Linked DNA regions of Homo sapiens: region 1 is linked to region 2. The links are chromatin loops, found by intact Hi-C in ENCODE. Cell type or tissue: thyroid gland. All regions are shown on one strand. Links, peaks and the distances in the headings refer to the core of each region. The heading gives the core; the rest is flanking DNA. Region 1 holds the start of LOC107984653 (a long non-coding RNA gene). Region 2 holds the start of LOC105370572 (a long non-coding RNA gene).

Region 1 (15,669 bases), core at 4,703-7,202, 46 kb before region 2:
CCACACCTCCTCTGGTTCCCCTGGTTCTGCCCTGAGGCTGTGCCCTCTGTCTCAGTCACATCCTCGCCTCACCTGAACCCCACACGCACCAAAAACACGTCACAATTAGCTCCCTCACCCCACTCTCCACTCCCAGTCTCCCCAGGCCTGGAAGTCCCATGAGATTCCCAGAGTCCTAGGACCTCACCTACTCCCCCTTCCTCCTTCCCTCTGCTCAGCCCCTTGGGACCGGGACTCCCTCACCCAGTGGGCGGCTCCTGCCTTCCTCTCCCTTCAGGCCTCTGCCTTCGACCTCTGCACGCGGCCATTTCTTGGGGGCCAGGTTTGTCCTGCTTGTCACACCTGTCTGTTGGTCTTCCTTAGCTCCTAGTATCCTTTTGAAATGCATGTATTCAAGTCATAAAAATGAGTCCATTTTAAAAGCTGAGTAAAAAATAGTACAGATAGTTTATAGATGCAGCAGAAGCAGTGGTGGTAGCCTGTGGGTGGTGATGCTGAGCTAGAGGAGTGGGTATAACCCCAGACAGAAAACAGTCACTGGGCTCACGCGATGGCAACGGCTGTGTGTCACCTAATGTCATGTGTTAGTATGGCTCAGCTCTGCCTGTGAATCAGATAACCACAACAAACACAAAAGTACTTACATAACCTGTTTCCATCTCTTCACAGTCCTGGTGGCACACAAGCTGGGACTCAGTGTCACCTCTGTGCCTGGGCCCCAATACCAAGCAAGGAGGTGTTTCCCTCTGTGTCCCAGACACGCACATCCTTTAGAAGCTGACATGTTCCCACCCTCTCCATGGCTATTTAAAGCCTGCTCCCTACTGCAGGAAAAAGATAGGCAGAATGAAAGAAGAAAGAAAGGAAGAAAGAAAGACAGAGAGAAAGAGAGAGAAAGGAGGGAAGGAAGGAAGGAAGGAAGGGGAAAGAAGGAAGGAAGACCTGCTCCTGACCAATGTGTTGGGAAAGTTTGGGGGCACCAGAAAGAATTATGGGGTCTTGACATCATGCATTTCCTTCCATCCCCTTTGCCAAAGTTAGTGAGGGATGAGGAGGAGGCAGGATGGGGGTGGGGTGGTGCTGGGGGTGGTGACACCCATTCATTAATTGATTCACTCAACATATTGTTAATTAGCCAGGCATGGTGGTGCATGCCTGTGGTCCTGGCTACTTGGGAGGCTGAGATGGGAGGATCACCTGAGCCTGGAAAGTTGAGGCTGCAGTGAGACATGATCACACCACTGCACTCCAGCCTAAGCAACAGAGCAAAGACCCTGTCTCAAAAATAAACACATAAATGTTAATAAAAACATATTGTTAGCCCTATGTGAAAGTGCTGCTCTAAACACAGGGGAAATAATGGTGAACATCTTGACAAGGTCCTGAGCCTCTTGAAGTTTATAATCCTGTGGAGAAGACAGTCTATGGATAAACAAGTGTCATAATATCATGTGAGGTAGCACAATGAAGAGTGAGATGGTGGTTAGGGAAAAAACATTTGAGCAGAAGGGAGGAAATGGATATCTGGGGCAAGAGTGTTCCGGGCACAGGGAACAGCATGTGCAAAGGCTCTGAGGTAGGAACGTGCTTGGTGTGGCCAGACACAGCGGGGATCCCAGTGTGGTTGGAGCAGAGAGACAGAACAGGGGGCTGGTGGGAGAAGGGCTCAGACAGGTAAGTGGGGGTCAAATCTTGCAGGGCCTTGTGGGCTCTGATTAGGATGTGGACACTGAGTGAGGCCAGAAGCCCTGAAGGAGTTTTAAGCAGAGGAGTGATGTGGCGGACTTGCGCTATAAAGGAATCTCTCTGGCTGCTATGTGGAGTAGACAAAGAGGCAGTTAGGAGGCTGCTGTGGTTTCCTGGCAAAGCCTGGAGGAAAGGTCTGGGGGTGCTGGCAGGTAGGCGGGTAGGGCTGTGCCAGATGATTGCAGTGGGTCACCAGCTGTGAAAAATGGGGGATTCCTTCCGTGAAGTAGGACACAGCACCAGAACTTTTGGAGGTGGTGACGTTAGGAAGAGGTAGGACCATCTTTCTAGTTACTTGGGGACCTCACTAGGCTCCTCAGGCCAGGAGATAGAATCTCCATGCTTCATGCTGGCCACCCTGGGCACATGCTTTTCCTTCTGCCTGGAATGCTCTTCCCTGCCTTCCTCATCTGTTTCACTCTACTCCTCCTTCAAGGCTCAGTTGAAATGTCACTTCCTTCCTGAAATCGGTCACATGTTCTGAGTGTATGTGCTCCTGATGCTTCTTTTGCATGGCACTTACCACAATTGTCATTATTTAATTAGGATAATTAGGGCGCAGTGGTTCACACCTGTAATTCCAGCGCTTTGGGAGGCAGAGGCGGGTGGATCACTTGAGGTCAGGAGTTCGAGACCAGCCTGGCTAACATAGTGAAACCTCATCTTTACTAAAAATACAAAAATTAACTGAGCATGGTGGTGCACGTCTGTAATCCCAGCTGCTCGGGAGGCTGAGGCAGGAGAATTGCTTGAACCCAAGAGGCGGAGGTTGCAGTAAGCCAAGACGGCACCACTGCACTCCAGCCTGGTGACAGAGTGATACTCTGTTTCAATAAATTAAAAAATAAAAATAGAATAATTAGTTCTTTGGTGTTTGTTTCCCCTGGCAGACTGTAGGCTCCATGAGGGCAGGTGCTGGGTCTGCTTTCTTCTTCGCCCCTTGGTTACTCCCTAGCAGAGTGTCTCACACAAGTCAGTGCTCAATACATTTTGTTGAATGAATGAATCAATAAGCAAATGGAATGGACAGCAGGTGCAAGAGAAGCATCAGGGGAGGCAAGCTGATTCCTAAGAGCTGCAAAGGAATAGGGCTCATTTCAACTTAGAATCCAAACCAAGGCACTTGCAGGCACCTGGTGGGTGATAAATACCTTACATCATAGGAACAAAGTTCTAAGAATAGGATTTCAGTCATCAGTCAAGGTATAAAAGAGGTTATTTGTTTTGGGAAAGCAGGCAGAAAGGTTCATATGTCCTGAGGATCATATTCCCTGGCTGCCAGTCATCTCACACAGGTTTGCCTAATCCTGCATTTGCGGCCCTCAGAGGACACGTGGCTACTTTAGCATGAAAGCGTTTATTAAACAGACATTTTTATTTATTTGTTTGCTGTTGAAGCGTTTCAAGCATTTATTAAAGAGGCAGGATCTTGCTCTGTCACCTGTGCTGGAGTGCAGTGGTATCATCATAGCTCACTGCAGCCTTGAACTCCTGAGCTCAAGAAATCCTCCCAATTTAGCCTCCTGAGTAGCTAGGACTATAAGAATGCACCACATACAGCTAATTTTTTTTAACTTTCTTCTTGTAAAGACGGAGTCTCACTATGTTGCCCAGGCTGGTTTCCAATTCCTGAACTCAAAACAATCCAACCACCTTGGCTTCGCAATGTGCTAGGATTACAGGTGTGAGCAACCGCACCTATAATCAGAAGGACATCTTTAGAGTACATCATTTAAAAAATCTATTAAGCTTTCAACCTTTTAAAAAATGTTATCAAGTAATGTACATAACATAAATCTTCATCCAGTTCCCGAACCTCTTTGCATCCTTCGTCTCCACTCCTTCCTGCTCACCATTAATGACACATTGTGTCAGAGTGGACAGATGGAAACGGCCCGAGTCAAAGATTCTGCCTCACGTGGAGTAGGCTTTCTCCTGGGAGTGTGAGGCCCTCCTGGCTCACCACACTGTGGCGACCTGGGAGCTTCTGCACTCCAATCCAATGCCGATGTCCTGGGCCATGCTTGCTACCAGCAGCTCTGTTTCTTGAGTCTTGGGTGACTGCTGTGTTGACTGATGAAGAGTTTTTATCTAAGGGTCTACGAATGGGTTTCAGAATCCTGCAAACCCCTGAAATCATATCATCCAAATTGATTAATACACATGTGTTTTGGCTGGGCATGGTGGATCACACCTGTAATCTCAGCACTTTGGGAGGCTGAAGGGGGTGGATCACCTGAGGTCAAGAGTTTGAGACCAGCCTGACCAACATGGGGAGACCCTGTTTCTACTAAAAATACAAATTAAATTAGCCAGGCGTGGTGGTGCATGCCTGTAATCCCAGCTACTTGGGAAGCTGAGGCAGGAGAATCACTTGAACCTAGGAGGTGGAGGTCGCAGTGGGCTGAGATCACGCCATTGTGCTCCAGCCTGGGCAACAAGAATGAAACTCTGTCTCGAAAAAAAAAAAAAAAGAAAGAAAGAAAGAAAAAAGAAACATGTTTTATAAAGGGAGAGGCGGGGGAGTCCACAGTTTCATCAGATAGTCAAAGCAGCCCAATGACCCCCAGATGAAATAAATCACGGTTTAGATGGATAATCTATACATTTCAGGTTTAAAAATCTACTTCGAGCTTGTCACCTAGTATCTGCCCTGACTATATACACTGTGCTAGGTGCAGATCTGACTGTTGTGTTTATTTCATCACTATGGGTAACTAAAGTGGATTTCCTGACACAAATTATGCAGGACTAGACAGAGACATTACTAGATTAATTGTGGACAGGGTGAGGCACATATTTGGTGAGACCACTTTGCCTTCTAGAGGTGACCCTTTATTCTCCATTTGCAACAAGATTCTGAGAGCCAGGTCTGAATGAAAAATTTTAACCCGTGGCTTCTATGTTCCAGGTGATCTTGGACTTAGGAGAAGAGAGAAGACGCTGAAGGAGGTGTGGAAAGCTCAGGGAGTGGGAATGGCTTTCCTTATCTGCCCATCGATCATGTCCGTGCTTCAGTTGAGACTGAAGTCACTTGGCAGCCACACGTTTTAGACTGAGGTAACTCCCCACTGCCATAAAGGTCAAGAAAGCCACTGTGCTGACACAGGTCCTCCCCTGACAGCCTGTTCCACAGCGACCCTTGAGTCATCATGTCTGGATGACTAGGCTGACAAAAACAAGGTTTCACAGGGTGAGTTGAATTGTGGGGGAGCGGGGCACAGCACAGGGCAGCGGAGTAGGAAGGGCACTGCACTTGGAGTCTGAAGATCAGGGCTGAAGGCCTTGCTCAGTGAGCTTGGGCAACATGTGTTGGTGTTTGGGCTTCACATAAAATTAGACACTATTCACAATAGCAAAGAGACGGAACCCATCTAAGTTCCCATCAGCTATAGACTGAATAAAGAAAATGTGGTACATATACACCATGGAATACTATGCTGCCATAAAAAGGAACAAGATCATGTCCTTTGCAGCAACATGGATGGAGCTGGAGACCATTACCCTGAGCGAACTAACACAGAAATGGAAAAACAAATACTGCATATTCTCACTTGTAAGTGGGAGCTAAGGACACAAAGATAAGACAAACAGACACTGGAGCCTACTCGAGGGTGGAGGGCAGGAAGAGGGTGAAGACTGAAAAACTACCTATCAGGTATTAGGTACTACGTGTATTACCCGGGTGATGAAATAATCTATACACCAAACCCCCGTGACATGCAATTTACCTATGTAACAAGCCTGCACATGTACCCCTGAATCTAAAATAAAAGGAAAAAAGATAGGGCAAAAAGGAAATGAGAGGCTGCTATTAACATGTTACCGGGGAGCTAGCAGGTATTCAATGATTGGGACTGTGCAGGTACAACGTAGTTATCACCCTAAAACAGGATGTAGCCAACATCCTGTTCACGGCTACCCGGAGTTTCACAGTAAAATATCTGCAGAGCTTGTGTTTGGAAACCAGGTTGATGCCCAAATCTGTGCAGATTTGCATTCCTGGTCACTCACCCAAACATCTCTTCAGAGCTATGCCCTAGGATAGAGTGAGGAAGCTGAATGAGGCGCCAGCTTGCATCTAGAGGTCAATTCTCTGTATTCAAGCTTCTGCCCAAACAAGTGATGGTTGGCTGCCATGGTTCAGGACTCTCTCAAGCTGGGAAAGGAGGATGCAGGAGGGAGGGGGAACGGAGGAGAGGGAGGAAAGTTGATCTCTGCAGTTCTCTGTCACTAGGTGGCAGCACCAACCCGGGACCGCTGTCCCAATGGTCCTGGCTGTAATCCTGGAATGTGGGGAGTTCCCCAGGTGCGCTTGCGCTTGCTATATATAGCTCCAACTTTGCAAGCAGCCAAAGAGAGGTTGAGTCCCATCTCCACGTTTAACTGTGTGACCTTGGGCAAACCATTTAGCCTCTTCGGAGTCTTTCTTTATCTGTAAAATGGGGATAATAATCTTTCCTAAAATAATAGAGTGAACAGAAAATGAGATCATAAATGGCAGCCAGTATCATCCCTGCCCCTAGCAAGATGACCCCTCACTCTTTCATACATCACCTTTATTTTGCACTTTTCTTTTCTTTCAAGGGTGCCCCTAATGCTTATTTTAAATGAGCATATGTAGATGAACACTTTGGGGTGGGGGAGTGAGGCGGCAGGAGGAATGGTCCATGGTGTGATTTTTTTTTTAGAACAGACCCAACTTTTTAATCTTCCTTCCCCTCCTTGCACCCATTCTCTTCCTCTTCATTTTCTTTCTTCTATCTTGGGATTTTTATTTACAAATATGTTAATCATCTGCTCTGTGCAAACCTCTGGCGAGGCAGAGACAGGTGGGGAAGAAGAGGGAGAGGCGAGGAGAATTACAAGAACACACTGGAGAGTCCCTCCCTCCAAGACCCCCACAGTCCTGTAGGTGCTAAGCTGATAGCGAGATGGTGCGCACCGGTGCAGTTGAACTGGCTGTTGAAATATTAAAATATGTACATCTGGCTGACTGATAGCCCCTACCCTAGTGCCCCTCCATGCAACAACGCAGACGCATGCCTTCACCCTGCTCCAGCTCCGACCCCATTCTGACTGCCAGTGCCTGGCCTGGATTTTGAATATTGCCTTTTAGCTGATGGGCTGAGCTCCTCATAGAATGGACTGAAGAGGATGGGGAGTGAAGCCTGGAGGCTGAGTTGCAACTCCCAGTGATGGTTTTCAAATTAGAGCCTGGGGTTCCTTCCAGAAGCAGTAATGGGTAGTATCCAGGTTGGGCAATCCAGAGGCTGGTGTGGTTCTGGCTGCATGCCCAGTTTCTGGTGGAGCACAGAACACCCTCAAACCCTCTCAGAAAGCAGTCTACTCCTGTTAGCCCCTGAGAATTAGGATGCAGTGCCCTGCCCCCTCGCCCCCTCTCTGGGAAACCCAGGTACAATGAGTCACCATTTTTTTGGTTTCACAATAGAAGCTTACTCTGGTTGACATCAGCAGTAAATGAATGTATTGGAAGGATGTATGTGGCTCACAGAATTCAAAAGAAGCCCAGAGAACAAGGCCCAGAACAAGGCAGAAGCCAGGACAATTCTCCACCACAGGAATTCTCTCTCTGGCCAGGGCTTCACAGTTAGAGTAGAGGGGCTCCAAACATCTTCTGGGTCTTTTCTTTGCTCTGCTCCAAAGCGAGATTCCCAGTAGTCTGATTGGCCCAGTCTGGGTGTTTGGTTGTATCTTGGCCAGATAAGGCAGAGAAGACACCTTGATTGACAGCTCTACACATAGAAAGGAAATGCAGATGCTTTGTCAGAAGAAGGAGTAATAGAGCCGGGGCGCAGTGGCTCACGCTTATAATACCAGCATTTTGAGAGGCCTAGGCGGGTGGATCACTTGAGGTCAGGAGTTCAAGACCAGCCTGGCCAACATGGTGAAACCCCATCTCTATTAAAGATATAAAAATTAACCAGGCGTGATGGCATGCACCTGTAATCCCAGCCACTCAGGAGGCTGAGGCAGAAGAATCACTTGAACCCGGGAGTTGGAGGTTGCAGTGAGCCGAGATTACTCCACTGCACTCTAGCCTGGGTGACAGAGTGAGACTCCATCTCGAAGAAGGAGAAAGAGGAGGAGGAGGAGGAGAAAGGGGAGGAGGAGGAGGAGAAAGGGGAGGAGGAGGAGGAGGAGAAAGGGGAGGAGGAGGAGGACGAAGAGGAGGAGGAGGAGAAGAAGGAGAAGGAGAAGAAATGGATTCTGGGTAGCAAAAAAAAAAGTGTGTGGGGGTCACTGTAATCAGGTGCATCTCAGCTCTAGGTCACAATTCCGTGACATCTTGCCTTCAGCCCCAGGTTTTAGACCCAGACAGAACTAGATCCCCATTATAGTAGTGCAGTGACCTTCCTGAGGCCACCAGATCATCCCAGTCAGTCCTGCTTCCTGGGCATTTAGGGCTCTTATGGACTTGTTCCCCCACCCCCTGGGGATAAACAATGAGACACAAACCTTTGAGGGAGCCATAGGTAATTTAGTCACAGTCCAAACTCAAAATTCTCAACCTGAAGTAGACAAGGCTTGAGAATATATGAATGAATGAATTATTTATATTTATGATTAATTAATTCATTTATCAAACCTATAAATATCACATATCTGCTCTGCTGGGCACTAGGAATATAGCAGTAAACAAGACACAGATAGTCTCTGCCCTCACTCATGGGTTAGTGAATGGCCTATCTGGACAGCCATTTAACTGTCCACCATGAGTCACCACTGGGGGTTTTGGGCACGATGTAAGTAGATATCTGGTCTCTGTCATCTTCTCTCAATGATTGCTGTGGTTTAAATGTCTCCTCCAAAACTCGTGTTGAAATTTAATTGCCATTGTAACAGAGTTGAGAAGCGGGGCCTTTAAGAAGTGATTCGGTCATGAGGACAGAGCCCTCATGGATTAATGGGTCCCTCGATTAATGTCATTGTCACAGAAGCGGGTTTATCTTTGGAGTGGGTTCCCAATAAAAAAGACGAGTTTGGCTCACTTCCCTTTCTGTCTCATGTGCTTGCTTCCACCTTCCACCCTTCTGCCATGGGATAACACTTGCCAGATGCTGGCGCCATGCTCTTGGATTTCCCAGCCTCCAGAACTATGAGAAATAATTTTTTTTCCCTACAAATTACCCAAGCTGGGCATGGTGATTCACACCTGTAATCCCAGCAACTCAGGAGGCTGAGGCAGGAGGATCACTTGAGGTTAGGAGTTCAACACTAGCCTGGGCAATGTAGTGAAACTTCATCTCTAAAAAAAAAAAAAAAAATTTAATTAGCTGGGTGTGGTGGCATGTGTAGTCCCAGTTACTTGGAAGGCTGAGGAAGGAGGATCCCTTGAGCCCAGGAGTTCGAGGCTGCAGTGAGTTATAATCATGCCACTGCACTCCAGGCTGGGTGACAAAGTGAAACTCTCTCTCTCTGCTCCCTGAATTTCAGCACAGTGCCTCTCAGCCCTCCCAGCTGTGGCTCAAGCAGCCTGGGTGCTCCAGAAAGAATAGGTGGTAAACCTTGATGGCAAACATTTGGTGTTAAGTCTGCAAGGATGCAAAATGCAAGGGCTATAGAAGCATGGCTTCCTCTGCTTAGATTTCAAAGGATGTCATGGATCACCTGGAAGCTCAAGTAGAAATCTGCTTCAGGGGAACGGTCACCTCAGAGAGTCCCCACTAGGGCAATCCCAAGTGAAAATGTGGGGTTGGAGCCACTTCGGTTTGAATGTGCCCTCCAAAACTCATACTGAAATTTAATTGCCATTGAAACAGTGTTGAGAGGCAGGACCTTTAAGAGGTGATTAGCTCATGAGGGCTCCACTCTCATGAATAGATTAACGCCATTATCACAGGAATGAGTTGGTTGTTGCAGGAGTGGGTTCCTGATAAAAAGGTGGAGTTTGGTCTGCTCCCCTCTCTGTCTCATGTGCTCACTTCTGCCTTCCACCCTTCTGCCATGGGATGACCCTGGCCAGATACTGGTGCCATGCTCTTGGACTGGCCAGCCTCCAGAGTTGTGAGAAATAAATTTCATTTCTTTGTAAATTACTGAGTCTGTGGTATTCAATTACAGCAGTACGTAGGTTGTGTTCGTGTTTGTAGGGTGTAGAGGCATGAACCACCAGCAAGGCAGGCCAACCAGCTTCCATTACCATGGAAGCAGGATTTGGAGTAATAGAAAATAGGCGATGAGGGTGGACTGGGGCTAATCTATTTCTACAGGGCCTTGTGCAGGATTCCAACTTGCTTTTACTTTGATCCTGGTCTTTCCCTCTGTCTAATAGGTGACAGCTAGACACAGACTAAAAGCTAGATAACACTGTGACTGAGGAGACACAGTTCCCTGCCCTCGCCTCTTCCAGCCCCACCTGGGACTCTATCCCTAATCTCTACCATCTTCACAAGAATACATGCCTTCCCTTGATTCCTGCTCTTAAAATATCTGATTGATTCTTACTTTTTATATGTTAACTGAATATTTATTTTGTCATTTGTATTCCATCGTCAGAATAATAATTGGCTTGGATTTTACATTCCTAGAAGGCAGGCACTGTGTTCCATCCATCCATCCATTTATTCATTCAGCCAATGAATATTTATTGAATTTCTACTCTGTGGTAGGCTCTTTGCTACTGTGCAAGGAGCTGAGAATACAATGGTGAGCAAAACATTGGCAATCCCTGACATTATAGAATGGATGGTCCAGTCACAGAGACAAATGTTAACCAAATAACCACATAGATAAATGTAAATTTTCAGTCTGTGTTAATGGGTATAAAGGAAGGGCATGAGGTGCTATGAAACTATTTGAAATTGCAGTTCTGATCTAGCCTGGGAATCAAGCAAAATTTCCCCAAGCTGGTATTTGACAAAAGGTAGGAATGAATGAGCTAGAAGGGTAAGAGCATTTCAGTTAGGGCTGAGCAGAATGAGCAAGGCTCTTGGGCTGGAGGGAGCACGCAGAGATTTGGGGAAGGGACAGATGCCAGTGCAGAGGAAAAGAGGGTGATATGAAGTGAGCTGGGGGACAGAGGGTGCAAGGTCTCCAGCGCCCCCACTAAGAATTGAGTCTTCATCATATAATCACCCCGAGTAACTCATAAACCCCAATCACACTGTGCACCAGTAGTCAATGGATAACATTTTATGTGAATAATGCTGACTTCACTTAGAGAAGATGTGCTAATGGTGGTTGGGGTGGAGAGGATTGACGTGGTGCTAATGTGACTCGCAATCTAATTTCACAGCTCCCATGGCCCAGATATGAAGAGCTGATCCCTAGGAATGGGTACCTATGTGTATGGCTGCAAGTTGAAAGATGATTGGCAAAGTTTAGTATCAGTATCTTCACATGCCACAAGATAGAGAAAGAAGATAAGATGCTTTTGGCTGGGTGCAGTGACTCACACCTGCAATCCCAGCACTTTGGGAGGCCAAGGCAGGTGGATCACTTGAGTCCAGGAGTTCAAGACAAGACTGAGCAACATGGTGAAACCCTATCTCTATTGAAAACACACACACACACACACACACACACACACACAAAATTAGCCAGGCATGGTGGCACTCACTGGTAGTCCCAGCTATTCAGGAGGTTGAGGTGGTAGGATTGCTTGAGCCCAGGAGTTTGAGGCTGCAGTGAGCCATGCACTTTAGCTTGGGTGACAGAACAAGACCATGTCTCAAAAAAAAAAAAAAAAAAAGATGCTCTTAACTTTCCACACATGGATGCTGCTATAGCTTGGATGTTTACCCCACCAAACCTCATGTTGAAATTTGATCCCAAACTCAGAGGTGGGATGCTAATGGGAGGAGTTTTGATCATGGGGTAGACCCCTCATGAATAGATTAATGTTCTCCCTGGGGTGGGGGTTGAGTGAGTTCTCACTCTATTAGTTCCCACAAGAGTTGATTGTTAAAAAGAGCCCAGCCCCTTCCATCTTGCTCTTTCTTGCTTCCTCTCTCACTGTGTGATCTCTGCACACACATGCTCCCCTTCACCTCCACCACAAGTGGAAGCACCCTGAGGCCCTCACCGGGTGCCCGATTTTTTCCAGACAGCAGAACCATAGAGCCAAATAAATCTTTTTTATGTATAAATTGCCCAATCTCAGGTATTTTCTTATAGCAACACAAATGGATTGAGAGAGATGCTTTATTGAGAAAATGAAAAGATGAAATTTCATGAATGCTTGTAGGCCTCCAAACTTCAGTGTCTATACTCTATATTTGCCAAGCTTTATTAATTTAAATATATATGTTTTTTAAGCAAAAGAAGAGTACAGCCAATCTTGGGTTTGGATAACACAGAGGTCTTATTTATCTCTGTGATATAACACCTTGTTACAGTCTTTTTTTTTTTTTTTAATAATGTTGGGCACTTCAGTCCTCAGAGGCAGGCCTTAAAAAACAAAATTTATCTCTGACTTTTCTCTACCCTTCTTTCCCTAGTGCAAAGCAGGACCCTAATCTTCCTCCCCTTTTCTGATTGTGGTCATAAGACCCTCACTTCAGAAGCAGTCCTGCTGCATACCCTGAAGGAAGGAATGCTACACAGAGAGGCCAAAAAGAATCTGCACAGACAGGTCTTGCTGGGTTTCTCTGCTTAGCCTGTTAGTATTAGATCATGTGACTCATACTAGATCATGTAATTGGACCCTTTTTGTCCAGCTGCATTTCTACATGATTGTCAATCATGGCTCTCCAATGAAGTCTCCATAAAAAGCTCAAGAGGACATGGTTTGGGGAGTTTCTGAATAGCTGAACACAAGAAGATTCCTGGAGGATGACACACCCAAGGAGGGAATGGAAGCTCTGCACCCCTCCCCCGTACCTCACCCTATGCATCTCATCCGTATCCCTTGCAATATCCTTTATAATAAGCCAGTAAATGTAAGTGTTTCCCTGAGTTCTTTGAGCCATTCTAGCACATTTGTCCAATCCAAAGAGAGGGTCGTGGGAACCTAACTTGAAGCCAGTGGCCAGAAGTTCTGGATGCCTGGACTTGCGACTGGCATCTGAAGTTGGTTGGAGTCTTGTGGGATTGAGCTCTCAACCTGTAGGAGCTGATGCTATCTCCAGGCAGACAGGGTCAGAACTGAATTGGAGGATACTCAGCTGGTGTCTGCTGCAGAACTGATTGCTTGCTCGGTGTATGGGGAAAACTCCCCACATTTGGTCACAGAAGTCATCTGTGTTGATTGCAGAGTGGTGTGAGAGCAGAGGAAAAACACAGTTTGAGTTTTTGCCTCCAAACTCTTTTACTCCTGTATTCCTTATCTTCTATGCACATTAAAAAGCAACAATGCAAAGTACTATATGGAATCAACCCAAGCATCCACCAACAGATGAACAGATAAAATGTGGTACATATACACAATGCGATATTATTTAGCCATAAAAAAGAATGAAATCCTGTCATTTGCAGCAACATAGATGAGCCTGGAGGACATTATGTTAAGTGAAATAAGCCAGACACAGAAAGATAAACACCACATGTTCTCACTCACATGCAGAAGCTAAAGAAGTTGAACTCATAGAAGTAAAGTGTGGAATAGTGGTTACTAGAGGCTGGAAAGGCAGGGCAGAGATGAGGACGACATAATGAGAGGATGGTTAAAGAATACCAAATTACAGCTAAATGAGAGGAATAAGTCCTAGTGTCTTAGCACTGATGGGTGACTACAGTTAACAATAACTTATTGTATGTTTTCAAATAGCTAGAAGAGAGGATTTTGAATGTTCCCAACACAAAGCAAAGCTGGGTGTGGTGGCAGACACCTGTAGTCCCAACTACTCAGGAGACTGAGGCAGGAGAATTACTTGAACCTGTGAAGTGTAGGTTGCAGTGAGCCGAGAGCCAAGATTGCGTCACGGCACTCCAGCCTGGGTGACAAGAGCAAGACTCCATCTCAAAAAAAAAAAAAAAAAAAAAATGAAGAGTCATGGTCCCCACCTGAGAAGATGAGAGGGAGATTCTAGGCAGAGGAAATGATGCATGAGCAAAGGCTTAGAGAGAGGAAAGTGCCAGATACGGTGAAGGACGTGGCTTTTTCAGCCTGGTCAATACACAGGGTTTGTTTCTGAGAAAGGGATGGACAAGCGTGTCAGGGTAGGTTGGTGGCCTGATGGGCTGGTGCCCTAGAAGCAGTAGGGCCAGCTGCAGGGGTGCTCCACCTCTGTACTACTGATGTTTTGAGCTGGATTATTGTTTGTGGGGTGTGCCCTGTGCATTGCAGCATGCTTAGCAACAACATTTCTGGCCTCTTCCCACTAGATGTTACTAGTACCTCTCTCCCAAGCTGTAACAACTAAAAATATCTCCAGACATTGTCAAATATCTTGGGGAATGGGGAGGATCACCCCCAGTTAGGAACCACTGAGCTAGGGGAATTGTTTAAATTCCTTATTTGGTTGTTCCATTGGCTCCTGCATTAGACAGAATTGAGTTAAGCTGCACTTAGAAAACCCAACTCAAGGTGATGTAACCAAATAAACTCTTTTCCACTTTCACTTAGAAGCCGTCTAGAAGTGGGCCAGCTGGAGCTTCTATCATCTTCACACTTCTGCAGTATTACCAGGGACGCAGAATCTCTTCCTCCTTTGTGTACACGGTTGCTTCACCTCTAACACCATATCTGCCTTCCAGACAGAAAGGAGGAGAAAGGCATGTGCCAACTGAGACAGCCCCACCTTTTGAAGAGCTTTCCCATAAAAGTCTTACCTAGCAAATTCTTGCATATCTCTTTGGCCAGAACTGTGCCATATGGCCATCCCAAACATCAAAGGAATCTGGGATATGTAATCTTTTCTCTAGGCATATTGCCATCTTAGACAAAACAAGAGTTCCGTAGTAAGGAAAAATGGAAGAATAGCTTTGGGAGGGCAATTATCAGTCTCAGCTACCCCTCCTAGCCTTGGTTTCTAGGTGTAATGACAAACTCAGCAATCTGTCTACAGGAATCTTCCAGAGGAAGCCAAAGAAACCTCCTGGGTAGCAAAGGTATTTGTGCAAATTTTCCTATTGAAGTCCTCTAAAAGGGGGCTCTTCATCTCTACCTACCAGTAGATTGTTCAAACCAGGATCAGGTTTTTATTTTATCTTCCTATAAGTGATTAAATTAAATCACATATCAGGTGGTTAAAAAACAAGATTTTTCAAGACCAGCCTAACCAATATGGTGAAACACCATCTCCACAAAAAAAAAAAAAAAAAAAAAAAAAAAAAATTATCTGGGCGTGGTGGCGCATGCTTGTAATCCCAGCAACTCAGGAGGCTGAGACAGGAGAATTGCTTGAATCCGGGCGGTGGAGGTTGCAGTGAGCCGAGATCGCACCACTGCACTCCAGCTTGGGCAACAGAGTGGGACTCAGTCAAAAAAAAAAAACACACACACACACACAAACCCACAAGAGTTTTAGAAGGGCTACATCTCTCTTTCCCTCCCATCCCCATCTCCCACTCCTCTGGTATCTACATGAGGCCAATGCAGTCACATGTCATTCCCATGGCAAGAATTCCATTAAATATCTCCTCTGCTCACTTGCTACAAAGCCTAAAATGCTACCATAAAAACTCTTTCCTTTGGGTCAAGTGTTACTTTCTCTAGGCATCTCTCTTTTTTGTTTTAGAGACAGGGTTTTGCATCTCGCTTTGTTGCCCAGGTTGGAGTGCAGTGATGCAATCATAGCTCACTATAGCCTTGAGCTCCTAGGTGTCTCTTAAAATGACAGTCTCCTCTGGCAGAAACGAGTATTAAATCTTTACTACGTTGGTGTTGATCTTAGTTCACTAGCCCTTTCTCCCCCTTGGAATTCCCAAGCAGCTTTGGAGCACTGAACCCGTGGGGAAGAAGGAAGAGAAATAGAGATAGCCTATCTGTCCCCAAGAGAAGTGGGGCATCCAGTAGTC
Region 2 (15,669 bases), core at 7,654-10,153:
AGTCCTGGCAACTCATGCCCTGTTCCCTTCCACGTCTCCCACAGGCTAGAGGGGCACAGATCCAAGGGCAAAGCTCTGGGATCACTAAGTACTGGGCTCACCAACATGTCCAATACTTTCAGGCCTTTGTGGTAGGAGGTCATTGGCATAGATAGGAAGGAAGTGCTCTTCCTCTAAGGGGGATGGGGCACCAGGTTACCATGGAAGCCATGAGTAATTTCCTTCCTAAGAAAAGTACAAACTTCCAGGCAGTCAGAGCCACTCTGACACCATCTTGAGCAGCAGACTGGATTCTGTGCCTTCTAGAGGTCTCCACCCAGACTCATCCCAGCCTGCTGCTCCGTTATTAGAGGCTTAGGATATACGCCCTGTTCAATATTTATATACTTTTATTTTGGCTGCAGCATTTTGAAAACCCTTGTGGATATCTGTGCTAAGGAAAGAATGAAGTTTTTAAACTATGAAGGTTGAGAAAATTTTAACCCACGGATACATGTCGGATGAGAAAGAGGAGGGCTTCCTACAGCAAGGGATGTCAAGAGTGTGGTGCAGAACAAAACCCTAGAAGCTGTGAGATGGGCAGGGCACTCCTTTTTTGGTAATCCTCAAGCTAAAACCTTTGGACTTGGAAGTCACAATCTAGACTCCAAATGCTCCCACAATCCCTATCTCAGTCTCTCTGGTTTCCCCAGAGCTAAGATGAACTACCAGCAAATGTCTTCCAACAAATTTCCAGAGCCACCTCCTCATTCATTTCCTTGCTCCTATCCAGAAGCCACAAGCAAAGAGATATTGGCTGGACCTCTAGCATCTCCCCTTGCTGGCTGTGCTAGCAACAGAGGCAGTGCCCCAGTAGAGAGATCCTTCTATGCTAGCCTGGGTTTCTCCTCCTCCTCCTCCTTCTTCCTCTTCTTCTTCTTCTTTTTTTTTTTTTTTAACTTTTCCCTAACCCCTTTTCTCCCCTTCCCTATTGGCTGTCTCCTGGGAAACTGCATATCTAGGATTTGAGCTGTGCATGCCAGCGGCCCACTTGAAAACTCCTCTCACTTTTCTACAGCCTTGGAGAACAGTAGACTCTTTTCTCTGCATTCTTTGATGTTCATCCTCCTCTTTGCTTCCTAGAAAGCTTTTTAGGGTGGCAACCCCAGTGAGGCAGAGGTGATAGGCAGCCTTGGAAAATGGAGAGAAAAAGGGGCTTTGGCAGAATGGGTGGAAGGATGAGGATCTCTGCCAATATGCACAGCTTAGTAGCAAATTCCATGTCCTAAGTCTAACAGAGTGCCCGTGCAACGAGCCACTTCCTCCATCCTCAGCTCCCTGGGCAGGACAAGGAAGCCTGGCTCTCTTTCCATCCCCCAGGAGAATCAGAAGGTAGGAGAGAGAAAAAGGAGGACTCTACCTGTTTGCCAGGGGGAGGAGAGCGGCTGAAGCTGGAGTCACTGCTGTCGGAGCTGTGAGGCATGGCTGAAATCTTCCGGGCTCTCACACTCAGCCCCAGGCACCTCTGGGCTCTCTTGTCACCAGCTGGGCTCCCTTCCTGACTTCTCCTGGGCCACCAGCCCACCACCCCCTACAGGTGCCTCCTCTGCCTGCCCTGTAGCCACCTCTGACCCCTGCGTCCTCCTCACTCTGGGGTGCAGAGGGACTGCTCCCCAAAGGGACATGTCGCTCGCTTTGGGGCTTGCACGCTCTCTCTCTCTCTTGTGGTTTCTGGTAACTCACGCTGGAAGTCACATGGGCGGAAACTTCAGCGAGTTAGAAGTTAGAGAGAAAAATACATATCTGGGAAAAGACCTACAGAATTATGTGAAAGAAAAAAAAATACAGATACCTTCCGACAGTTTGAAAGACACAGCAGCCCTCTTCAATTGATGAAGATAAAAGAGAAAAACAGCCCAGGCAGGGAAAAACCCCAGCCAGAATTAGCAAGTCCGTCTTCTGTCAACATGGGCAGAGAGGAGAGGACAACCAGGAAAATGTTTCCATTGTCATACGACTTGATTTTTAAACCAAAATAAAGCAAAAACACTGGGATTTCTTTCTGGTTTTCAGCCGAAAGCAGCTGCTCACCCATCTTGTCTTTCCTCACCCCTTAAGTCCAGCCAGCCTCGGGGTGGTCTGGAGATAAGACGATCCAAGGGTATTCTCCTTTCCTGACCATCAAACACAAGGGCTGTGGGAGATCAGAAAGCCACAAGGGAGGTTCTAGAATTGCTGCTCTGAAAGCCTATTAAGCGCCTGTGCTGCTTGGCAGGGAGCTCACACTCTTTAGAGAAAAGATGCCTTCCATATTGAGCAGCTCAAGACAGGCCCTGAATCTTTATGATTCAAGGTCACCTGGTCAGAACCCAGAATGCAGAAACAGTTAAAAAAAAAAAAGAAAGAAAGAAAGAAAGAAAAAGTGAAACAAATACTACACTTGGAGTCAGACCAACCAAGATTTAAATTCTGGTTCTACCACTTTGTATGTCTGTGGCCCTGGGTAGCTCACTTGAGCTATGTGACCTTCATTATCTTCATCTGTAAACAGAGGATGATAAAACCTGCCCTGCCTACCTCTTAGGAATGTGGCACAAAGCAAATGACAACGCGGATTAGAATGCCCCGCAGACTCTGAAGTAAATGACCGAGAGGGTAAGTGTAGGGTATTCCCAGCCTTGCCATGAGCGCATTTGTAGGGTTCTCAGTGATCAATTCAACCCTCACCTGGGCATCGTGGCTTTTTCAAAAGGCCTTACCTTATTCCCAGTATGGCTCGAAGCCAAACATTTGCCTTATTAAATTTTAGGATTGACAGGAAGTTACGGCTCCTAGAGGATTTTTGTATCCATGAGCTGAATTTCTAGACTAAGACAATATTGCCCTAAGGTTAAATTAAGTAAGACAAAATTCCTTTCCTATGGAGGAAAATAAAGCAGGGTTGGAGGTTAGGGAATTCTGGGTGGTCAGAAGGGCCTTGCCCAAAGAGGGGATACCTGAGCAGAGATTCGAAGAAAGAGAGGGAGTGAATGGTGAGTGTCTCAGGGAAGGACATTCCAGGACCTGAGGTGGAAGTGTGCTTGAGTATTGGAAAAAGAGCAGGGGGGCCAGGTAGTTGGATATCAGAGGCAGCAAAAGTGGCAGGCGATGAGGTCAGTGAGGTAATGGCCCGGTCAGGGAGGGCCTTAGAGGCCAACATCAGGATTTTAGCTTTCATTCTGAAAGACACAGTGAGCCCATGGAGGGTTTCCCCTTCCACCTTCATTCTTATCCTCTACCTCAGCTACTATTCATTTCTCCCATAGCAGTTACCCAATTTTATACTTATTTTATTCGTTTACTGATTTATCTTTTTCCTGTTTCCCTCAATAGAATGTTAAAACCATTTACACCTTTATTAATATATTCAACAAACGTTCATGGTGCATCTACCATGTGCCAGGCACTAAGTACTGAGGATACAGTTAGTAAAAAGAAGCTTGACTTTTTGTCTAAATGAGATAGTCTATCAGTGTTCGCTGCCCAAAAAACTACCAGAAACTTCGATGACTCAAGCCATTTATTTGGCTCATGAGTCTGTGGGTCATCTGAAAGGTTCTTTGGGGATAGGCTGGGCTAGGCTGATCTCGGCTAGGCTCGGTCATGTGTCCTCAGACAGCTGGTAGGTTGGCTGATAATTGACTGGTCTGGCCTGGCTTTGCCTTGGGCATTTCTCCTCCACATGGTCTCTCATCCACCAACAGGCTGGTCGGAGCATGTTTATTTGATAGTGGCAGGATTCCAAGAGTAGGAGCAGAAGCATTCGAAGCCCCATGGAACCCAGGCTCAGAGCTAGCACAGAACTCAGAACCTGCCACATTCTATTGGCCGAGGAGAGTCACAAGGCCAGTTCAGACTCAATGAGTTGAGAAACAGACTTCACTTCTCGATAGGAAAAATTTAACTAATTGTGGCAATTTCTACAATCTCCTACAGATGAGAAGCCATTGGAGGTGTCAGAGCAGAGGAGTGACATGATCTGACTTAGGTTTTTAGAGGATCTCTCTGGACACAGTTGAGATTTTACGATAGGGGAGCAAAGTGGAAGCAGGGAGATGAGTCAGGATTTCAGTATTGGATTACTGCAACCATCCAAACAAAAGATGCTGGCAGCATAGGCCAGTTAGACAGTGATGAAAGTGGTGAGAAGTGGGCCCTGTAAAAACCAAAGTCTGTGTTTCTCTTGTTTATAGTCATATGCTCAGTACCTAACAGATGCCGAGTAAATGGTTTTCAAACGAATGAATGCATAAGTGAATTCACTTTGCTCTTCATTTATGGCACTTATGACCTGCATTATCCTAGTGTATTGAAAGCCCTTTCAGGACAATAATAGTCATATTTATGTTTCATTCGGTTTAAATTAACATTTATTTATCACCTATTACAGAGCAGAATTCTTAAATATGAATAAGACAGAGACTCTGCTCTCACAGAAAAAAGAAAACATAGTCAAATAACCAAACAGGTTATTATAAATGTTACAAGCGTTCTAAGTATTACAGCGTATGGATGAAGTTCTTAGCTCTTTGAACATCCTATCATTCAACAAGTAAACACTTGTTGAATGAATGATTGCTTGATTCTGTCATTCCCAATCAATGTACTGATTTAATATTTAACAGAGACTAATGAGAGAAATGCAAAATTAGTTTTTACATAAAAAGACGGGTCTTATTTAATAGTATTAATTATACATTATTTTTAAATATTTAAGATTAAAAAATAATAAACACTTATGTAGCCACCATTAAGCTGAAGAAATAAATTATGAATAGAGCCGAAGCTTCCTTCATCCCTTTCTAATTCCGCTTCCTCCCCACCCCAGGTAACCCATTATCCAGATGTGGGGTTTATCATTCTTATGCATTTTTCTATACTTGAACCAAACCTGTATGTATGCCTAAGCAATATATAATATTGTCCTGCAGGATTTTAAACTTTTTACCTTGCTAATATTTTTTATTTGATTTTCAGCATTGTATCTGAATGGTAATGGCAAGGTTTGGGATATACACATCCCACTGATGTTATCCTGGAGAACTCCAGGAAGCTACCAAGTAACAGTTATAATAAAACTGGCATGCGCTCAGTGAACATCAGCCTAAAGCCTAAAGATAGTATTAAGGTAGTGGTTGCTGGATACTACAAACCCTTATGCTGACAGCTGGCTGATATAGGGCCTGGTACAAACTAGAAAACAGCGCCACCTCTAGGTAGGCAACCTCATACCAAAGCGTATGGCCTGGCAAGCCCTCACTTGACCTCTCAGGTTGGAGCCCTTGAACAGTGAACAACCTGCACAACTATACCTAGCATCCTTGCCATATGCTACTTACTGTGTACCGGGAATAGTATATGAATTGGCTCCATTTAATTCTCATGACAGTCACAGGAGGTAAGCACCGTTTCCCCACCTCACCCCATTTTATGTATGTGGAATATTGAGGCACAAGGAGATTAGGTAACATTCCCAAGATCATACAGCTAGAAAAGTCACTGGAGCTAGGACTCAAACTCAGGCAATTTGGTTCAATGCTTATAAGCACCATGCTCTACCACATCTCATTTTAATCTTCCCCAGGATTCCACAGAGCAGGTATCATAATTAGATTCTAAAATTTATATGCAATTAAGGCACAGAGAGTTCGATCATTTGCCCAAGGTCACACAGTTAGCAAGTGACAGAGTTGGGAGCAGTCTAACGTATTCAAACAGTAGACAACTGCCAAGATGCTACTCAGCTCCAGGCTGTCATTAGAAGAATGCCAAGAAATAACCATACCTCCAAACCTCCTGCCCTTAGATTACTTTATTAGGCTTGGAACCCTTGTAATTGCTGTAATAATTACTAGGAACTTGGATATAGCTGTTTTACTTGGTATAAACTTTCTGGAAACACGTTCAGGAAAAAATTCAAAAGACCACTCCAGTTTGAAATAATGAAGGGTGGGGGAATGTGGGGCGGGGAGGGTCACATGCATTAAAATGCCTTAATTGCCCTAAATTTTTAAAAGAAATATAGTTGGAATACTTTGGGATAAAAGACTCCTCAAAACACTCTGTGCATTTATGGCATTTTAAGAATAAAGGTAGGCTGGGTGCAGTGGCTCATGCCTGTAATCCCAGCACTTTGGGAGGCCAAGGCAGGCAGATCACTTGAGGTCAGGAGTTTGAGACCAGCCTGGCCAACATGGTGAAACCCTGTCTCTACTAAATATACAAAATAATTAGCTGGACATGGTGGCGCACTCCTGTAGTCCCAGCTACCCGGGAAGCTGAGGCATGAGAATTGCTTGAACCAGGGAGGCGCAGATTGCAATGAGCGGAGATTGCCCCACTGCACTCCAGCCTGGGTGACACAGCAAGACTCTGTCTCCAAGAAAAAAAAAAAAAAAGAGTAAATGTAGAGCCTCCTGTTTCAGCTATCTATTGCTACACAATGAGTTACCCTAAACAACTTTAAACAATAAGCATCTATTATCTCACACAGTTTTTGAGAGGCAGGAATCTAGGAACACCTTGGCTGAGTGGTTCTGGCTCAGGATCTCTCATGAGGCTGCAGCCAAGTTATCAGCTGAGGCTCTGGTCATCTGAAGACTTGATTGGGACTGGAAGATTCATTTACAAGATGGCTCCCTCATATGGATGTTGGCAAGACATCTCAGTTCCTCCTCACATGAGTCTCCCCACGGGGCTGCCTGAGTGTCCTCCCCATGACATGGCAACTGGCTCCCTGGAGAGTGAACAACAAGAGAGAGAAATAAAGAAAGAGAGAGAGACAGAGAGAGAGAGAGAGAGAGAGAGAGAGAGAGAGAGGAGTTGCAGTGTCTTTTATGACCTAGTCCTCCATCTTTGTTCTACTCTTGGGGCCGGGTGGCATGGCTCATGCCTGTAATTCTAGCACTGTGGGAGGCCGAGGCAGGAGGATTGCTTGAGTCCAGGAGTTTGAGACCAGCCTGGGCAACATGGTGAGACCTTGTCTCTACAAAAAATTAGCTGGGCAGAGCTGAGGTGGAAGAATCACTTAAGCCCAGGAGGCGGAGGTTGCAGTGATTTGAGACTGAGCCACTGCACTCCAGCCTGGGCAACAGGCTGACCTAAAAGAAAAAAGTAGAATGGAGCACTGAGTCCAGCCCACACTTGAGGGGAGGCAAATGAGTCTCTACCTCTTAGAGGGAGGAGTATTAAATAAAGAATTTATGGACTTAAAATCACCATATTCCCCAACTGATTTCTGAGGAGACATTTAGCTGGATGTAAGCAATATGATATGAGGTCGAGGGGGAGTTGAGAGGCAGCATTCTGGTCCTAGCTTTGCCCCCAATTGACTCTGAGATTGTAGGAAGGTCTCCTTCCCTCTCTGGGCCACTGTTTCCCCAGGTGTAAATTTGGTGGGAGGGAATGGCAGAGAGGAAGAATGCTAGAGTCCACTTTGTGAATCTCAGTTTGGCAGAAGGAGGAAAACCCTACCTTGTTCTTTCATGGTTCTATTTCCTCTGGTTGAGAGCAACAGACCCTGCAGCCAGCCCGGTCTAGAAGATATCAGCAAGAGACTTCACCTCTCTATGCCTCTTTCCATACCTAGAAAACGGGAGGATATCACACCACCAATATCATAGGGTCGTTATAAGGATCAAATGAGTTAATGTTTGTAAAGTTCTTAGAATAGTCTCTGGTACATGGGCAATACAATATGAGTTTTTAACTTAAAAAAAAAAAACCTTATACTGCTCTAATTAAATATGGCCAGCACAGAGTCCTGCAGCAAGCTGCTTTCATGAGTAGATTGAAATGATGTCTAATTAGGGGTGACACAGCTGACAACCCATGTAGCGTGGGTTCCCACCATTCAGCACAGCCCCTACTCCCTGCCGTGCCAAGCAAATAACCTTTTAGTTGCTGGATCTTGGGGAGGTGGGAAGGGGGTTGGTGCCAAAGGAGGGGAAGGAGGGAGGAAGGAAACTCCAAGGATTTAGGGAAGCAGCTACTTGTCAACCTCTATTTCAGCGTTTTAATACCAGTGCCTATTGGATCATCCTTGTTCAAAATCAGCAGCAGGATATACTGCACATAAATGGGTTCTTAAGGTAATTGAAAACATATTTTTTAAAAGTGCAACAAACCTGCTATATCCTTACCAGTTCAGTCCCCCTGTTCCTTTGCTATTCTCAGTGCCAGGACAAATAGAAACTTCAGTCCAACGCCTGGTGAATCTGCCCACTTCAAAGACTTCGAGATCTAATTGCCTGCTATTTTACAAGAGCAGAGATGCTCTGGCCCAATCGTTAAGGAAACGAGAGCAGAAGAACCACGCAGAGCAGAAGCCTCCTGGGAGTCTGTGGTGTGGCCCCCCTGGCCAGGCTCACTGCAGAACGGAGCACTTCTCCTTCGTGAGAATCATTTCAGAAGTCAGGCTTCCTTCCCTGGAAGGAGATGCAAAATCTCCCAAGGCCAGAAAGAAGATGGGAAATTCTAGCTTGGGACTTAGCCTCAGATATTCCAGTGTAGGTGGCCTGGTGCGGGCCTGAGCGTGGGCGTCTTTTAAAAGCCCCCAACTGGCTCTGACACAGCGATTTGATGGAGGAGAAATCCTGCAGCGATTTCTCCAGTAGGGGGCAGTTTGTGGCCTCAGGGTCCAGCTGGGCTTCTGGGCCAAGAGGAGTAGACACAGCGGGCCCTCTTTCGTCTCCGTTCTTTCTTTCTCACCTGCCTGGGGGCAGAAAGGAGCCGGGCTCCCTTGGCCTCATTAGCACCAACGGACTCCCGCTCTCTGAGGTTAACCAGCCCCGAATCTGTTCTCATCATCCGCCTTGAGCTCGCACTTGATCTTTTTGGGTTAACCCCCCAGTTCAAGTCATCAATGCATGCCAAGCAAGAGCTTGTGAAATGCAGGAAGTGTGAGCCGGTGCCCTCGGCGGCTGCCCGGGGCCGCTGGCGGTCTGGGTCTTTCGGGGCCACAGTGGGTTGCTTTCCCTCTGCAAGGCAGTTTCACTTTCCTAGAGCGCTGGCCCTGCATTCCCCAACAGCCCATCATCTAGTTATTAAAGATGAAACCCAGGGAGAAGAAAGGAGAATCTCCTGAGAGTACATGCAAATGTCCCCAGGCCCCCAGGGGCCCCACGCAGAGGGGGCTTGAGGCTGGGGGTGGGCGGAGGCCTTCGGTCTGTGTCGCCTGCCCCACCAGACCAGAATTCCCAGGTTATCCCCACTCCCCTGATCCACTGATACTAAACTCACTCTTTTTTTAATTTTTTCTGAGTTCCATCTGAGCGCCCCTTTGAGGGCTGACAGTCGCCTTTAAAGGAGTTGGCTGCCACTATTTAGTTATTTGAGCTAAAATAATAAAAATCCCCTAGCCGCTTTAATGTTTTTTTGGTGGAAAAAGCACACATGGTACATCTTCACTGCTCAGAAGATGGCTAAAGGGGATTTTTCTCAAAGTTTCCCAAACAAGTAGGGAAAACATTTACCTGAGGGCGGAGCCCTCCAGTAAGGGGGCCAGAGTGGGTGGCCAGGTGATGAAGGGGAAATCCCGCGGCGGAGTGGCCTACAGTCCAGCCCTCTCAGGCTTTGCAGCCTTGGAGGAAGCCTCTTAGGAGGGGTGTGGCTGCGCTTCATAAGGCCAGCCCCAGAGGGTTAGAACACATTTCCTCAACTGTGGCACTCTTGACATTTGGGGCGGATAATTCTTTGTGGCGGTGGGCCATCCTGTGCATTGTAAGATGTTTAGCAGCTTCTCTGGTCTCCACCCACTAGTTGCTGGTAGAACCCCAAGTTGTGAAAATAAAAAAATGTCTCTAGAATTGCCAGATGTTCTACGGGGAGGAGAAGCTAAATCGCCCCAGGTGAGAGCCACTGGGTTAAAGAACATGCATCCAAAGCTCCTGTTCTCTTGGTCAGTCTGGGCCTGGTGGCTGCCTTATAAACCCCCTTGAAGCTCAGGAAATTTCCGGATAGATGCACTTTGCACCACGCAGCTTCTGGGTCCCCAGGTTGTTGACCTACTTCAACCTGTGGGTATGGCCATGCTGATAGCACATCCAGCCAGCCACTGGCAGCAGCCGGAGTGGGCATCAGAGCTGCTTCCTGCAGGGCCTCCTCTTCCTGCACCTTTCAGACAGTAGGAAAGGGAGTGAGGCCTCTCAAAGGTTGAGAGAGAGGCCACTCCATTTTTCAGTTTCCCATCAGATTAAAAATGAAGATATATCAAAATAAGGTTAACAAAAAATATGGTATGTTTTAAAAGTAATGTACTTATACTACAACCAGAAAATGATGGAATTTATATGAGTATTTAATTCCTGGGTCTCTGGAGGTGGTAGCATCAATAAATGGAAAGTAACTCAAAAGCTGGGTAAATCTCCTCATCTCTCAGGCCCGGCTAAATATCTCAGGCTGGATATACGGCCTCACTGGAGTTAAGTGCTTTGAAAATGTGAGGCCTGAACCAAATGACTTTTCAGCATCCTTCCCTCACTCACTCAACCCTGACAGCATACAGAGAGAGACATGGTCAAGGAGGAAAGCAGGAACACGAAAACGGCCTCTTAGCTTTGGGTTTCAATATGAAATCCAATGTTCTGGCTCTGTCGCTTCATAACTCTGTGATCTTGGACAATCACTTAAAACTCTGTGCCTCAGTTTCCTCATCTATATAATGGTGCCACCTCATACCACTGAATGTATTTAAATTGCTTAGTGCAATGATTAGTGCCTAGTAAGCATACAGTGCCTATTAGCTATTACTGCCGTAATATTTGTTTTATGTAACCCATATAAAACTGGGATTATCCAAGTAGAGTCTCATCCAATAGAAATATTGAAAAAAAGAGAGTAAGACCGGATGGGGTGGTGCACACCTATGATCCCAGCACTTTGTGAGGCTGAGTCAGGAGGATCACTTGAGCTTAGGAGTTCAAGACCACCTCTAAAAACAATTTAAAAAATAGCTGGATGTGGTGGTGCACACCTGTAGTCCCAGTTACTCTGGAGGCTGAGGTGGGGGGATTGCTTGAACCTGGGACATCAAGGCTGCAGTGAGCTGTTATCATGCTGCTGCACTCTCTCTTGTCTGGGCAACAAGAGAGACCCTGTCTCAAAAAAAAAAAAAAAAAAAGAAAAGGGAAAAAGGGAATAACATCACATACCAACTTTCTATAAAAATCCTTTTTCTAGACAGGCACCGTGGCTCATGCCTGTAATCCCAGCACTTGGGGAGGCTGAGGTGGGTGGATCACCTGAGGTCAGGAGTTCAAGCCCAGCCTGGTCAACATGGTGAAACCCCGTCTCTACTAAAAATACAAAAATTAGCCGGGCATGGTGGCGGGTGCCTGTAATTCCAGCTACTAGGAAGGCTGAGGCAGGGGAATCACTTGAACCTGGGAGGCTGAAGTTTCAGTGAGCTGAGACTGCACCATTGTACTCCAGCCTGGACAGCAAGAGCAAAACTCTGTCTCAAAAAAAAAAAAAAAAATCAAAAAATCCTCTTTCTACAGTTTCCCTCGAAAGTCACCCTTCTCATGCCTTCTGTGCCTGTCTACCCCTTCCCTTCTGAGGCTTTCTCTGTTACTGCTCCCAAATCTCACAGCCCTGTTACCTTTATTCCTACTTTGCTGAGCAACTCAAGTCTCTACCTCCCAACCAAGCATTCTCTGTTCTTCAGCTGGACATCTCCAGGCCAGGGTTAGTGTCTCCTACCTTTCCCACACCTGCATCTCCACCCTCTCCTGCTCCACAGGGTAAAGGTTCTATAGCTACAAGGCCCAAACAAAGATGCCTCCTCCAGGGGCAATTTGTTATCTGTTCACCTGTTGCTGGACAATGGCATTGTTTCCAGGTTTTGATTGTTCTGAATAAAGTGACTGAATATTCATGTCAAGTCTTTTGGGGGACATATGCTTTCACTTTTTGGGGGTGTATACCTAGAAGGGACTTCTTACAACCTTGCAATATTTATTTGTTAGTTTGAGTTGCTTTTGTGTAGATTCCTTAGGATTTTCTTAGATGATTATGTTGTTTGTGAATAAAGACTGTTTTACTTTTTCCTTTCCAACCTATCTGCCTCTTTTTTTTGGTGTGTGTGTGACAGGTTCTCACTGTGTTCCCCAGGCACTGGAGCACAGTGGTGGAATCATAGCTCACTGCAGCCTCAAGCTCCCAGGCTCAAGCGATCCTCTTACTTCAGCCTCCAGAGTAGCTAGGACTACAGGTGCCTGCCTCTAGGCCCAGCTAATTTTTAAAATAATGTTTTGTAAATATGTAGTCTCTCTGTGTTGCCCAGGCTGGTCTTGAACTCCTGGCCTCAAGTGACCCTCCCACCTTGGCCTCCCAAAGTGCTGGGATTACAGGTATAAGCTACTGCACCCAGACACATTTGCCTTTTTGTAGAGTTTAATGTTGAATAAAGGTTTTGAGAATACACATCCTTGCCTTGTTCCTGATATTAAGAGATAAGCATTCAGTCTCTTACCACTAAATATAATGTAAGCTATAGGTTTTTTTTGTAGATGCTCTTTTGTCAGGTTAAGGAAATTCCCTTTTATTTCTAATGTGTTGGGACCCTTTATCCTGAATATGTGCTGAATTTTGTCATTTAACAAAATAACAAAGGCCTTTTCTGAGTCTATTGATATAATTTTATAGTTTTTCTCCTTTATTCTATTATTATGATGAATTATAGTAACTGATTTTTGAATGTTAAACCAACCTTGCATTCCTGGAATGCACTCTACTTGTTCATACTTCTTTAGTGTATTTTAAAATTGAGATACAATTCACAAACCATGAAATTTAACTTTTTAAAGTACACAATTCAGTGTACAGAGTTTCACAGAGTTGTGAAACCATTACCACTATCTAATTTTAGAATATTTTTATCACCCTAAAAAAACCCCTCTGTTCCTGTTAGCAATTATTCCCCATTCCTCTCCCCCTCAGCTCTTGGAAAGCAGTAATATACTTTCTGTCTCTGAATTTGCCCATTCTGGCTATTTTACATAAATAGAATAATGTAATATGTGGCCTTTTGTGACTGGCTTCTTTTATTTAACATGATGCTTTTAAGGCTCATCGTGTTGTAGCATGTATCAGTACTCCATTCCTTTCAATGGCCCAATAATATTCCATTGTATAGATATACTACACTGTGTCCAGTCACCAGTTGATGAACATCTGGTTTGTTTCCATATTTTGACTCTTACAAATGAGGCTACTACAAAGTTTGTGTACAAGTTTTTATGTGGATATATGTTTTCAATTCTTTTACATCATACGTCACTCTATGTTTAACTGTTGAGGAACTACCAGACTGTTTTCCACAGCAGTTGCCCTGTTTTACATTCCTACCAGCAATATCTGAGGGTTTCAGTTTCTCCACATTCTCACTAATGCTTGTTATTCATCTTTTTTATTATAATCACCTAGTGGTTGTGAAGTTGTATCTCAGTGTGGTTTTGATTTGCATTTGCCTAATGACTAATGATGTTGAAACTCTTTCCATATCCTTATTGCCTATAATATATATTCAAGTATATATAGAGAAATGTCTATTCAAATCCTTTGCACATTTTAAAAATGGATTTTTTAAAATGTTGAGTTGTAAGAGTTGTTTATATATTCTTGATACTAGATCTTTGTTAGGTATATGATTTGCAAATATTTTCTGTGGTTGTCTTCCACTTTCTTGATAATATCATTTGTAAAGCATTTTAAATTTTGATGAAGCCCAAGTTATCTATTTTTATTCTTTAGTTGCTTATGCTTTTGGTGTCATATCTAAGGAGCCATTGCTTAACCCAAGGTTACAAAGATTTACATCGACTTTCTTCTAAGAGTTTTGTAGTTTTATGCTTTACATTTAAGTCTTTGATCTATTTTGAGTTAATTTTTGTATGGTGTGAGGTAGAGGTCCAAATTCATTCTTTTGCATGTAGATATCCAGTTGTCCCAGCACCATTTATTGAAAAGATTATTCTTTCCTCATTAGTAATTTTGTCACCCTTGTCAAAAATCAATGGATCATAAATGTGAAGGTTTATTTTTGGGCTCTGAAATCTCTCCCATTGATATATGTGTCTCTACCTCTGCTGGTTCCACACTGTCTTGTAGTAAGTTTTAAAATTGGGAAGTATGAGTCCTTTGACTTTGTTCTTCTTTTTCAAAATTGTTTAGGCTACTCAGAACCTTTGAATTTCTATATGAATTGTATAAGATCAGCTTGCCAATTTCTGCCAAAAAGACAGCTGGAAAATGATACAGATTGCATCAACTCTGTAGAGCAATTCAGGAAACATTGCCTTCTTAACAATATTAAGTCTTCCAATCCATGAACAAGGGATATCTTCCCACTATTTTTTAGTCTTCTTTGTTTTGCAATTTCTGATGTATAAGGGTTGCACTTCTTTGGTTAAATTTCATCCTAAGTATTTTATTCTTTTTGATATAAATTGTTTTGATTATAAATAGAATTGTTTTCTCAATTTCATTTTTGTATTATTCATAGCCCGTATACAGAAATAAGTAGTTTTTGTGTATTGCTCTTATATCTTTCAACCTAGTTGAACTTGTTATTAGCTCTAATAGATATATATTGAATCTAATAATATGTAAAAATATATTTTTTAGGGGGGATGGATTTCTTAGGGTTTTCTATATACAAGATTATCTCATCTGTAAATAGGGATAGTTTTACTTTTTTCTTTCCAACATGGATGCCTTTTCTCTCTTTTTCTTGCCTAATTATCCTGGCTGGGACTTCTAGCACAATGTTAAATAGAAGTGGTGTATGAGAGGATATCCTTGTCTTGTTCTTGGTCTTACTGGGAAAGATTTTGATCAGTCTTTCACTAATAAGCACAATGCTAGTTGTGGGTTTTTCATAGATGTTCTTTGTTAAGAAAGTTCCCTTCTACTCATAGTTTTTCAAGTGGTTTTTAATAAAAAGCAGTTAGATTTTGTCAAATGCCTTCCTGTGTATATTGAAATAATTCTGTCATTTTTGTCCTTTATTGTATTAATATAGTAATATTGATATGTAAATATCAATATGTAAATTGATATGTAAATACCAATATTTACATTGATTTTTATATGTTGAATCGATCTTATTTTCTGAGCTAAGTCCCACTTGATCATGATGTATGTTCCTTTTTATATGTTGTTGGATTCAATTTACTAGTAATTTGTCCAGAATTTTGCATCTATATGCATAAGAGACATTGGCCTTTAGTACTCTTGTGTTATTTTCTAGCTTTGGTATCAGAGTAATACTGGCTGCATAGAACACATTGAAAAGTGTTCCCTCCACTTCTACTTTGTGAAAGAGTTTGAGAAGGAGTGGTGTTAATTCTTCTTTAAACATTTGATAAACTTCACTAGTGAAGCTATTTGGTTCCAGGTTTTCCCTTTTGACAATTTTTTGATTACTAATTCAGTCTCTTTATTTATTTTCAGTCTATTCAGATTTTTCTATTTCTTCTTGATTAAGTTTTGGTAGCTGTGTCTTTCTAGGAATTTGTCTATCTTATCTAGATTATCCACTTTATTTGCATACAACTTTTCATAGTATTCACTTACAATTCCTTTTATTTTTGTAAGGTCAACAGTAATTTTCCTTCTCTTATTTTTTATTTTAGTAATTCAAGTCTTATT

Evidence for each region. A loop is a pair of places that touch in the nucleus more often than their neighbours do. Peaks named below come from ENCODE experiments on the same cell type or tissue, not always from the same donor. Only the 100,000 strongest peaks of a DNase experiment are listed, where the experiment ranks them.
Region 1: a loop joins it to region 2, with 2.1 times the contacts of the local background. A loop is called at or near these places in 23 of 110 quality-filtered maps.

The regions. Positions count from the first base shown.
Region 1 is chr14:75,551,461-75,567,129 of GRCh38, reverse strand. LOC107984653 (a long non-coding RNA gene) reads right to left here and starts at 8,959. Exons shown (of 2, transcript XR_001750830.1): 1 at 8,924-8,959; 2 at 7,212-7,502. RefSeq lists enhancers at 4,774-4,853, 7,159-7,318. In thyroid gland, for the core only: a CTCF peak has its summit at 5,974 (motif pointing right); DNase peaks (open chromatin) are centred at 5,999 and 7,039.
Region 2 is chr14:75,508,476-75,524,144 of GRCh38, reverse strand. LOC105370572 (a long non-coding RNA gene) reads right to left here and starts at 8,299. Exons shown (of 3, transcript XR_944037.3): 1 at 8,160-8,299; 2 at 7,492-7,602; 3 at 4,371-6,754. BATF (basic leucine zipper ATF-like transcription factor) reads right to left here and starts at 1,676. Exons shown (of 3, transcript NM_006399.5): 1 at 1,400-1,676. The coding sequence starts at 1,462. RefSeq lists enhancers at 1,379-1,708, 6,803-6,872, 8,958-9,523. In thyroid gland, for the core only: a CTCF peak has its summit at 8,661 (motif pointing right); a DNase peak (open chromatin) is centred at 9,604; H3K27ac peaks cover 1,094 bases.